Linked DNA regions of Homo sapiens: all the other regions are linked to region 1. The links are chromatin contacts, found by Hi-C or POLR2A ChIA-PET in ENCODE. All regions are on one chromosome and are shown on one strand. Each heading gives the region's core, a stretch centred on a gene start or an enhancer-like site at or near the end of the contact. The rest is flanking DNA. Distances are from core to core; before and after follow the strand shown.

Region 1 (3,756 bases), core at 639-3,138:
CAAGAAACATGGTTCAAAAATTCCTAATTGAGGATTTTGCTCCTAAATTTATATCAGATCATATATATCAAATGGTGATACTTTTCTGTTTAGAATGCTCCATTGGTTTCCCATCTCGCAAGGCCTTACTTGACTAGCCTCTCCCTGAGCACCCCTAGCTCTCATTATTCTGCCTCCTTACTCAGGAGTAACATAGATTCTCTAAGGGAAGCAATTCCAACAACCTTATTTATTTATTTAGACAGGGTCTTGCTCTGTCACCGAGGATGGAGTGCAATGGCGCTATCTTGGCTTACAGCAACCTCCGAATCTCAGGCTCAAACGACCCTCCTGCCTCAGCCTCTCAGGTAGCTGGGACTACAGTACAGGCATGTGCCACCATGCCTGGCTACTTTTTGTATTTTTATTTTTGTAGAAATGGGTTTTTGCCACATCGTCCAGGCTGGTCTCGAACTCCTGAACTCAAGCCATTTGCCTGCCTCGGCCTCCCAAAGTTCTGGGATTACAGGTGTGAGCCACCATGTCCGGCCCCAACAACTTGAACAAATGATTTATTATAGACCTAATAAATGTCAGGGACTTACTTGGTAGGTACTGGAGATACAGCAGTTGAAGTTGTTCTCATATATAATAGAAATCATGTCATTCCCCTTTTTAAAACTCTTACATGGTTTCCATTATTCTTTGAATAAAATCCAAAGCCCTTACTACAGTTCTTCTATGTCTTGGCTTCTTCTAGCTCTACCCTTTCAGTTGTTAACTCTAGCCATCTTGGGCGTTTCTTAAAGAAACCAAGGCGTTATTTGACTCAGACTGTTTATGCCTATTCTCCTGTGTTGCAACTATCACCTTCTCTCCCCAGCCCCGCTGACTCTCTTTCTTTGCTTGCTGGTTCCTATTTATCTTTCAGGTTTTAGCTTACATGCTACCCTCTCAAAAAGGCCATCTCTGTAATCTCTGTAAAACAAGTTCCTTGTCTGATTCTCTCTTCTACCACTTAGTAGCACTTACCATTTTTAATTTGTGTTTTTGTCAGTCTCTCCTGAGACTGACTGCTTAATGAGGGCGGGGGACCATATGTGTGTTATTTACTTTTTATGTACCTACCATCTATAACAGTTTCTATAAAATATTAATCACATCATTAATAGTTGGTGAATGAATGAGCACCTTCTTCACTTGGCTTCTGGGATGCTGCATTCTTTTGGTTATTGTTCCATTTCACTGATGTCTCTTCTAACCTCTTAACTCATTCTTCTTTTTCTCCCTAATCCTAAACTTTGGAGTTCCTTGTGCCTCAGTTGCCTACTTTCTTCTCTATTTGTACTAATTTCTTAGTGATCTTTTGGTCTTATGGCTTTAAATTTCATATATACGTTAATGATTCCCACATTTACATAGCTAGCTTGTGTTCTTATGCACAAATATCTATTTGACATTTCCACTTGGAAAGCTTACTGGACTCTCATATTTAATATGTACAAAGTAGAAGTTTTGGTTTCTTATCTCAAGTCTGTCTCACTTTCTTTATTTCAGTAATTGCTGTTCTTTCAGAAATTCAGAAAATTTCAGAAATACTGTATTGTTGTTGTTGTTTTTTGAGACAGCCTCGCTCTGTTGCCCAGGCTGGAGTGCAATGGCGCGATCTTGGCTCACTGCAAGCTCTGCCTCCTGGGTTCACGCCATTCTCCCACCTCAGCCTCCCGAGCAGCTGGGACCACAGGCGCCTGCCACCACGCCCGGCTAATTTTTTGTATTTTCAGTAGAGATGGGGTTTCACCGTGTTAGCCAGCATGGTCGTGATCTCCTGATCTCGTGATCCACCCGCCTCGGCCTCTCAAAGTGCTGGGATTAAAGGTGTGAGCCACTGCGCCCGACCAATACTGTGTTTTTAATAATAGTTCAAGGCTTTAAACCTTGGTGTCACCCTTGACTGTTCTTTCACATCCAGTCAACAAGTTCCGTCAGCACTACTTTAATCCAAAATCTGACTTCTTAATGCTGCTTCTGCTTTTACAGCTCACTACCACTTAGGTCCTGTATTCCATCTTTTCTCACCTGGATGATTACAGTAGCCTCCTAAATTTATATCAGTTCATATATATCAAATGATGATACTTTTCTGTTTAGAATGCTCCAGTGGTTTCCCATCTCGTAAGGCCTTACTTGACTAGCCTCTCCCTGACCACCCGTAGCTCTCATTATTCTGCCTCCTTACTCAGTTCAAGTCCCACTGGCCTTGTTTTTTCTCATACAGTACACTTCAACAATGCTGTACCTCAGGTCTTTGCACTTACTATTATCCTCTGCCTGCATTATGCCCCTAAATTTCTGTATAGCTCAGTTACATTAATATTCTTCTGCTATTTCCTCAAGTATTAGAGAAGGCTTTCCAGACTTTCCTATTAAATTAACATCTTTGCCTCCTCTATATTTTTTCCCGTTTTATTTTCTCTTACAGCAAATATCACTACCTGACATATTTTACTAGAATGTAAGCTCCATGAGGAGGGGATTTTGTTTTGTTTACCATGGTGTTTTTAGTATTCAGAACATGCCTGCTTACATAGTAGTTGCTAAAAAATTTTTTTGTTAAATGAATAAGTTGAATCATGTTGTTTCCAGTGTAGACAGAATAGGTATATGTGGTTGAAAAATGAACAGCACAAAGTTAGCTCCCCAAAAATGGCAAAGTGAAATAAAGAAACATTTCTGAAGAACATTGTTGAACTGTAATCCCAGCACTTTGGGAGGCTGGGGCAGTTGGATTGCCTGAGCCCAGGAGTTCAAGATTAGGCTGGGCAACAAAACGAGACCCTGTCTCTACAAAAAAAAAAAAAAAAAATTGCTGGGAGTGGTGGCATGCACCTGTGGTCTCGGCTACTTGAAAGGTTGAGGTGGGAGGATCACTTGACCCAGAAGTTTGAGGCAGCAGTGAGCTATGAGTGCACCACTGCACTCCAGCCTGGGTGACAGAGCGAGACCTAGTCTCAAAAAAAAAAAAAAAAGTCCGGGTGTGGTGGCTCATGCTTGTAATCCTGGCACTTTGGGAGGCCAAGGAGGGTAGATTGCTTGGGGTCAGGAGTTTGAGACCAGCCTGGACAACATGGCAAAACCCTGTCTCTACTAAAAATAACAAAAATTAGCCGAGTGTCATGGCAGGCACCTGTAATTCCAGCTACTTGGGAGGCTGAGGCTTGAGAATCGCCTGAACTTCGGAGGCAGAGGTTGCAGTGAGCCAAGATCGCACCACTGCATTCAAGCCAGAGAGAGACTCTGTCTCAGAAAAAAAAAAAAAAAAAAAAATTAGCTAGGCATGGTGGCGAGTGCCTGTAGTCCCAGCTACTCAGGAGACTGAGACAGGAGGCAGGAGAATTGCTTGAATCCAGGAGGCAAGATTGCGCCACAGCACTCCAGCCTGGGCGACAGAGCAAGACTCCATCTCAAACAAACAAACAAACAAACAAAGAAAAACCCACTTTTGGAACTCTCCTACCTTTGACTACTTGTTATGTTGGATAATATATACAGGTTGATAATGCAGGTTGTTATGTTGGATAATATATACAGGTCATATTCAAAATCTGGAATGTTCCAATATCCTATACTTTTTAGCTCTGACATGATGCCACAAGTGGAGAATTCTTAACACAGACTTTTTTTCATTCACCGAATTATTAAAAAATATTGTCCAAAATTACCTTTCAGGCTATGTGAATAAGGTATATATGAAACATAAGTGTATTTCATGTTTAG
Region 2 (3,756 bases), core at 660-3,159, 250 kb after region 1:
CACACGAAAGGCTGTGCCTTTGAGTCCTGGCGGGCAAAGACTGTCAACGGAAGAGGTGTCCAGAATAAGGCTCTATTGTAGGTGAGGAAAAAGGGATTCCAGTCCCTTCCTTCACAGAGCCACATTTCCCTGAAGGCTCTGAAGTCCCATACGGGAAACCATGAGGGCCTTCCGGGAAGGAGGGGACCGCTGATTTCTGCAGCGAGTCCCTCCAGCGTCCCGGCCCCTCTCCGGCTGGGCCTGTCCCCAAGGCAGCCCCACGTACTTCACTTCTCCGCGCTGGGATCCGCGTGTGCTGGGCACACCACAGCTCTGCTGTCCTGGTGCTCTGTCTGATGGACAGACAAGACCCTGGGCACGAGGGCAGAGGAGCCCATGAAGGGAAGAGAGGATTGTGTGGCTGGCCGCTGAGGGAGCTCCATGAGGTGGTGTGGCCACACCCAGTGTGGGACCAAGACAAGCAGGGGCCAGGGGTACAGGAGCCCCTCATCGGGGTTGTGGCTGGGGCAGAGCTGGAGCTAAGGGTGGCGGGGGCAGGGGGGCGGGAGGTGGTACAAGGTGACGTTCAGACTTCCTGAGGCAGTGGAGGGCATAAGAGGAGTCACACCTGGCCTCAGACGAGGAGGGTGGCTGAAACCACAGCAGGGCTGATGCAGAGGAGGGGGCCTGGGCCAAGGGAGCTGGAGATGTGGGGTGCACCCAGGGCCATCTGGAAAGTGAGCTAGGGGCCTGGAATGGATGGGTCGGGCACAGGACAGAGCAGCCAAGGTGGTCCTTCTGGCTTCAGGATGGCAGAACACAGAAGAGGAGCAGCCCGGGGCAGAGGCTGAGTCTGGTTTGCGAGTGAATGGGGATGTGTCCTGGAGGCAGCCAGATGTAGGGCTGGGGGGAGAGGTCTGGGCCAGGACAAAGCAGAGGGGCCTCAGAAAGGGCAGAAATGGAAGCTGCAGAGTCTCACTCCCAGGCAGGTGTCATGATGGTTGCTGGGAAACCCCACTGCGGGGCAGCCAACCACGGCTCCAGCTCACTGCAGCCGCGTGGGGTACGGAATGTGGCAGGCCTGGGGCTGCTGAGAGAACCTGCAAACCGGGTTTTCTGTGAAATATCTTGATTTTAACATATTGGTCAAGGCTGGGTATGGTGGCTCACGCCTGTAATTCCAGCACTTTGGGAGGCCGAGGTGGGCAGATCACCTGAGGTCGGGAGTTTGAGATCACCCTGACCAACACGGTGAAACTCCGTCTCTACTAAAAATAAAAAATTAGCCAGGCGTGGTGGTGCATGTCTGTAATCCCAGCTACTTGGGAGGCCATGGCAGGAGAATTGCTTGAACCCGGGAGGCAGAGGTTGTGGTGAGCCGAGATCGTGCCACTGCACTCCAGCCTGGACAACAAGAGTGAAACTCCGTCTCAAAAAAAAAAAAAAAAAATTGGTCAATACAAAAAATTTTTGAATGTCATAGATCAGGTTACAGTTTGAGACCCAGGAGGTAGAGGAAGATGAAAAGAACTTTCAGGACAGAACCTGGGAGGAGGGGCTGTCCCAGGCAGACACTGTTGAGCTCAGTGGGAACAGTGAGGGTGCCCCACAGAGGAGGGAGGTGGGGACAGGATGTGTGGATTGATCTGTGCAGAAGTGGGCTGGGGTAGGGGGCGGGGGAGGGCCCGGCCTCTGAGCCACCTGTAGTAGGGTGGGAGTGAGGGGTGGGAGTAAGGGGCACATCCTCCCACCCTGGACCTGGCAACACATCCCCTTCCTCCCCAGAAAGTCACTCTAGCTGTCGAGACAAAAATATATCCAGGGAACAGAACACCAACGGACCATATGCCAAAATGGGAAGGTTGGATCTATCTGTCAGGAGTTGCTTCAATTTCAGCATCCCTTGCTGTGAATGAAGAGCAGAGGACCCAAACTCTGGGCCTGGCAGAGCCACACAAGAGCCATGGACGAACCAGAAGTGGGGGCCAGGGCCCTTGCTGCCTGCCCTGGCTCCCATAGGGCTTGAAGACAAGCTCTGCCACTCATGGCAGGCGCCAGGTTGCGCACCAGTGTTTCCCTGGGCAGGCGGAGTGTGGTTGCTTCTGAAGGCGAACTGGGAAGTGAGGAAACCTGCCCTAGGCAGGCCTCTGAACCGCAGCCCTCCCTGCAAAGCCACCACTTTTTCATGTCTCACCCTAAAGGGACAGAACCCACATCTGAAACAGCTGCTGCCTCTCAGGGCAGAAAGCCCTGTGCTGCATCCACTGGCCAAATGACACTTCAGAAAACCGTGGAAGCACCATGAGCGGCTTTTGGATAGAGAACAAAAGTCGACACTCTGAGCATCTCAGGCGCAGTAGAAGATAATGTGTAATGACCAAATTACCACAGCCTAAAAACTCCTCCAATCGAATCCAAATTAGCAGAAATAATTATGATTCACTTTAATTAGTGACTATGGAAGCGAAACCATGGCTGGTGGGCAGACAGCCTGGCAGGGCAGCTGCACGACAGCCAGGAGGGAGGGGTGTCCAGGCCAGGGAAGCTAGTGGCCTCAGTGAGCCAGGCGGTGTCACGGCCTGGAGACCTGAGGGTCCCGTCTGCTTGCCTGATGCGCTTGGTCTGGGCTGGTCTCTCTGCCTCGTTATGAACCGACAGGGCCCCTACCTCCTGTTCTTCCTCACTTTATCACTGCCACCATCTCCACGGCTACCACCGCCACTCTTGCGCCAGCTCGGAACCCTTCCCAGGCCTTACTGCTCTGTTCCACTCCCACCCTCTCTCCACTTTACAGTTGGGGAAATGGTGGCTCAGAGATCTGAGGAACGGGCCCAGATCACCCAGATGGGTCTGTCTGAGCCCAGAGCCTCGGTGCTCATCCCTGCATTGGTCTTGACCCTGTCCCCGAGCCAGGGCCCTGCTGTTTGGCTCCAGGAAAGACCGCGTCTGCCTCCCACTCCAACCTCCCACTCCAGCCCCCATGACGATGAGGACTCCCCGCTGCAGCCCCCCTGCCTACATGGCTCTAGGACCAGCTGGCACGTGGTCCTCAGGCTGGGCCGAGGTCTCCTACCTTGAGAAACAGAGCTCCCTTAGAGGCCAGGGCATCGTCGTTACACTTGTTGGGGTAACAGTGATAGGCCACGTCCATGATGGGGTAGCGGCTGGCAAAGAGGAGGCCGCTGTTGAGACACTTGAAGCTGCAGCAGCCCTGGCAGCCGTAGACCCCGACGTCGTACAGGATGTACTCGAAGTAGCCGTGCAGCTGCTCTTTCAATTTGGTGGCTGCTCGCTTGTCAAACACCTCCTGCAGGCACAGGAAGTCCAGGTTGGCGGGGAAGAAGGCGGAGACCTCATGGTCGAAGGCCTCGTCGGGGTGCCGCCTCCTGCGTGCAGCCGCCTTCTTCACCACCGAGGCCTTGTACAGGAGCTTGCTGTTGGCACCTGGCTCCCCGCTGGCACTGGTGTCTGGCCCAGCTCGCCCCTTCACCAGGGACTCCCGGGAGGCCGAGGGGCTGCCCAGGCTCCCTGAATCCCCGTCCTGCTGATTATGGTTGGGCGTCTGGCCCCTTGGGCCCCCGCCAGCTCCGTTCCTGGCCTGGCCCCCAGGCACAGGGTCGTCAGCTTCAGGTGGCCGGCCGCCCTCCTCGCCACCGATGCGCACGATGCAGGCATCCTCCGGGCTGCTGCTGTCGACAGGGTCCCCAGAGGCTGGGCCGTTGGCAGCCTCGTCACCGGGGTGCCGCCCACCGTCACCCTTGTACTCCACAGAGGCTG
Region 3 (3,756 bases), core at 544-3,043, 140 kb after region 1:
TTAATCAGAAGCCAACATGGTGGATTAGTATCCAAAATGGAGTTGCTTTGGTCTCCACAATGACTATTCTCTTGGGTCAGCCCTGTTTTTTTTTTAATTTTTATTTTTTGAGACAGAGTCTGGTTCTGTCACCCAGACTGGAATGCAGTGGTGCAATCTTGTCTCACTGCAACCTCTGCCTCCCGGGTTCAAGCGATTCTGCCTCAGCCTCCTGAGTAGCTGGGATTACAGGTGCCCGCCACCATGCCTGGCTAAGTTTTGTGTTTTAGTAGAGATGAGGTTTCATCATGTTGGCCAGGCTGGTCTTGAACTCCTGACCTCAGATGTTCCACTCGCTTCGGCCTCCCAAAGTGCTGGGATTACAAGTGTGAGCCACTGTGCCTGGCCATCCCTCCCTCTTACCCCATCCTTACTTCTTCATCCCCACCTTCACCGCAGAGGAGGAAGGCTAGAGCATTTTTTTTTTTTTTTTGGAGGCAGGGTCTTTCTCACTCTGCCATCCAGGTTGGAGTGCAGTAGCGTGATTTTGGTTCATGCAACCTCCACCTTCCAGGTTCAAGTGATTCTCCTGCCTCAGCCTCCCGGGTAACTGGGACTACAGGCGCGTACCACCACACCCGGCTAATTTTTGTATTTTTAGTAGAGACTGGGTTTCACTATGTTGGCCGGGCTAGTCTCTAACTCCTGACCTCAAGTCAGGAGGATCTGCCTGCCTCAGCCTCCCAAAGTGCTGGGATTACAAGCATGAACCACCGCACCCGGCCAGATTTTTTTGTATTTTTAGTAGAGATGGGGTTTCACCATTTTGGTCAGGCTGGTCTTGAACTCCTGACCTCAAATGATCTGCCCACCTTGACCTCCCAAAGTTCTGGGATTACAAGGATGAGCCACTGCACCTGGCCTCTAGACTACAGTTTTTTATTTATGAGTTGCGCCTCCATCTGTGGGCAGCACGGAGCCTCTGTAGGCAACACAGGGAGGAAGCAGGTGCAGATCTGGCTGGGCCTGCTTGCCTGGCAATTGGGAAAGCCACCCCTTTTATGGCTCCTCCCCCGTCTTTTCATGACTGTTGCAGCTCACCAGCTGCAGCTGTAGAGTAGAGCTTCTTCCTCTAGAAGGGAGCTTTCCTCCCTCTGCTAGGACTTGGGGGAGGCTTATGGACCCTCACTTTGGGAGCTATGAGCCAGGGCTGTGCCAAGCATCTCATGAGCTCAAGTGCCTGCCACTGCTTGACCTGCTTGGTCTACTGGCATTGTGATTGGGTCAGGCCCAGTGACTCTGAGTTGGCTGGAAGACACTCAGATTTAGTGAGGACTCATTATAGCCACCACTTCGGTCTAGCCTGGGCCTGGAGGGACGGATGTGGGCATACCCTGAGTTTAGACAGGTAGCCCCGGCCCCTTTCAGAGTTTCTCTGTGAGTCCCCTTAGAGCTTTGTTTCAAAGGCTGGGAAGCTGTTCTGTCCTGCCTTGGCAGTCCAGGACTGGGTGTGTGGTGCGGGGAGGTGGAAGTCCGTGCACCCCTAGGGGCTTTCCTTGCCTCAGGGGTCCCCCAGCCAGGCCACAGCAGGCAGAGCTGAGGCCCTACAGTCAGTCTGAGAGGCCTCCCTGCTTTCAGATACAGGGTGGGGTGATGGGTGACCATGGATCCTGAACAGGCCAGAGGCCCCTGTTCCCAAGTTGCAGCTTTTACTTCCTGGAGGCCTCCCTGACTGCCGGGTGTTTGTGTTGTTCACATTCCTGTGTATAGGGACTCCGCCTCCATCTGCAGCCTCCCCTCGTGCCCTGTCTCCAGCACGCCTGGCTGCCCAGGTCAGCGCACATGCAAGTGGGTGGAATGAGGCCACGGCTGGCTGAACGCTGGTCTGAGCTTAGGAAAAGAAAAACTGGTACACAGTTCAGTGTCATAAAAGGGAAAGCAGAACATGTCATCTCCGAGTTGCCAACCTGCTGACTCACTTTAGACTAGGTCAGTGCCCACAGGCCTGATCAGCACTTGGAGGATGGTAGAGTTTACAGGCAAGGAAGCATCATAAATCACCCTGTGGGTATGTGCCGCCTTACTCCCTGGTGAGGAAAGCAAAAAAAACAAAACATAGCTTGGATGTGTGGTTCCCAGATGTAGCAAAAATAAAGAGAAACAATAAAAGCCAAGGCAAGCAAACTGGGCAACATAGCAAGACCCCATCTGTATAAAAAGTGGAAACATTTTTAGCCCAGGCGTGGTGGGACGTGCTTGTAGTTCCAGCTATGCAGGAGGCTGACATAGGAGGATCACTTGAACCCAGGAGGTGGAGGTTGTAGTGAGCCAAGACTGTACCACTGCACTCCAGCCTGGGTGACAGAATGAGACCCTACTTCAAAAAAAAAAAAAAGGAAAAATTTGCCAGGCATGAGGCATGGTGGCGCATACCTGTAGTCCCAGCTACTCCAAAGGCTGAGGCGGGAGGATTGGTTGAGCCTGAGAGGTTGAGGCTGCTGTGAGCCGTGATCATGCCATTATACTCCAGCCTGGGCAACAGAGTGAGACCCTGTCTCAAAAAGAAAAAAAAAGAGCCAAGGCAGGGATGGGAGTCACAGTGATTACAATGATGATAACCGGGTAGAGATGCGGGACTGTGGACTGGGCCCCTGGCTGGGGTCTGGCAGGGGCCTGGTGGTGAACATGCTGCCCAACCAGCTGGCATTCCTAAGCACAGACTGACCAGAGCCTTCTCCCTGCAGGAGACAACAACCGGATCCCAGTCATCGGGCCCCTGAAGATCCGGGAGCAGCAGCGGTCAGCTGTCTCCACCAGCTGGCTGCTGCCCTACAACTACACATGGTCACCTGAGAAGGTGTTCGTGCAGACACCCACAATCAACTACACACTGCGGGACTACCGCAAGTTCTTCCAGGACATCGGCTTTGAAGATGGCTGGCTCATGCGGCAGGACACAGAAGGGCTGGTGGAAGCCACGATGCCACCTGGCGTGCAGCTGCACTGCCTCTATGGTACTGGCGTCCCCACACCAGACTCCTTCTACTATGAGAGCTTCCCTGACCGTGACCCTAAAATCTGCTTTGGTGACGGCGATGGTACTGTGAACTTGAAGAGTGCCCTGCAGTGCCAGGCCTGGCAGAGCCGCCAGGAGCACCAAGTGTTGCTGCAGGAGCTGCCAGGCAGCGAGCACATCGAGATGCTGGCCAACGCCACCACCCTGGCCTATCTGAAACGTGTGCTCCTTGGGCCCTGACTCCTGTGCCACAGGACTCCTGTGGCTCGGCCGTGGACCTGCTGTTGGCCTCTGGGGCTGTCATGGCCCACGCGTTTTGCAAAGTTTGTGACTCACCATTCAAGGCCCCGAGTCTTGGACTGTGAAGCATCTGCCATGGGGAAGTGCTGTTTGTTATCCTTTCTCTGTGGCAGTGAAGAAGGAAGAAATGAGAGTCTAGACTCAAGGGACACTGGATGGCAAGAATGCTGCTGATGGTGGAACTGCTGTGACCTTAGGACTGGCTCCACAGGGTGGACTGGCTGGGCCCTGGTCCCAGTCCCTGCCTGGGGCCATGTGTCCCCCCTATTCCTGTGGGCTTTTCATACTTGCCTACTGGGCCCTGGCCCCGCAGCCTTCCTATGAGGGATGTTACTGGGCTGTGGTCCTGTACCCAGAGGTCCCAGGGATCGGCTCCTGGCCCCTCGGGTGACCCTTCCCACACACCAGCCACAGATAGGCCTGCCACTGGTCATGGGTAGCTAGAGCTGCTGGCTTCCCTG

The links. Hi-C counts contacts between places; a loop is a spot of excess contacts on that map. ChIA-PET counts read pairs that join two places held with the same protein, here RNA polymerase II (POLR2A). Pooled maps may share reads with other maps.
Region 2: a loop to region 1 is called in a pooled map, with 2.7 times the contacts of the local background. The contact joins two enhancer-like sites. A Hi-C loop is called at or near these places in 1 of 50 pooled maps. POLR2A ChIA-PET finds 5 or more read pairs at or near these places in 3 of 52 experiments (OCI-LY7, activated CD4-positive, alpha-beta T cell and naive thymus-derived CD4-positive, alpha-beta T cell).
Region 3: a pooled map shows a loop between it and region 1 (2.0-fold over the local background). The contact joins two enhancer-like sites. A Hi-C loop is called at or near these places in 1 of 50 pooled maps. POLR2A ChIA-PET finds 5 or more read pairs at or near these places in 5 of 52 experiments (CD4-positive, alpha-beta T cell, GM12878, H1 and 2 more).

What each region holds. Positions count from the first base shown.
Region 1 is chr16:68,117,288-68,121,043 of GRCh38, forward strand. All of the region lies in intron 1 of NFATC3 (nuclear factor of activated T cells 3), which reads left to right. Among named protein-coding and RNA genes, the nearest start is that of NFATC3, 34 kb to the left of the region's middle. RefSeq lists a silencer at 1,785-1,914. Within about 2 kb of position 1,889, at least 2 of the 41 ENCODE cell types and tissues checked have a DNase peak (open chromatin) inside an H3K27ac peak, as active enhancers do.
Region 2 is chr16:68,367,807-68,371,562 of GRCh38, forward strand. SMPD3 (sphingomyelin phosphodiesterase 3) reads right to left here. Exons shown (of 9, transcript NM_018667.4): 3 at 3,053-3,756. Among named protein-coding and RNA genes, the nearest start is that of PRMT7, 59 kb to the left of the region's middle. RefSeq lists enhancers at 1-289, 716-915, 1,880-2,069. Within about 2 kb of position 1,910, at least 2 of the 41 ENCODE cell types and tissues checked have a DNase peak (open chromatin) inside an H3K27ac peak, as active enhancers do.
Region 3 is chr16:68,256,423-68,260,178 of GRCh38, forward strand. PLA2G15 (phospholipase A2 group XV) reads left to right here. Exons shown (of 6, transcript NM_012320.4): 6 at 2,724-3,756. The coding sequence ends at 3,235. Among named protein-coding and RNA genes, the nearest start is that of SLC7A6, 6.2 kb to the right of the region's middle. Within about 2 kb of position 1,794, at least 20 of the 41 ENCODE cell types and tissues checked have a DNase peak (open chromatin) inside an H3K27ac peak, as active enhancers do.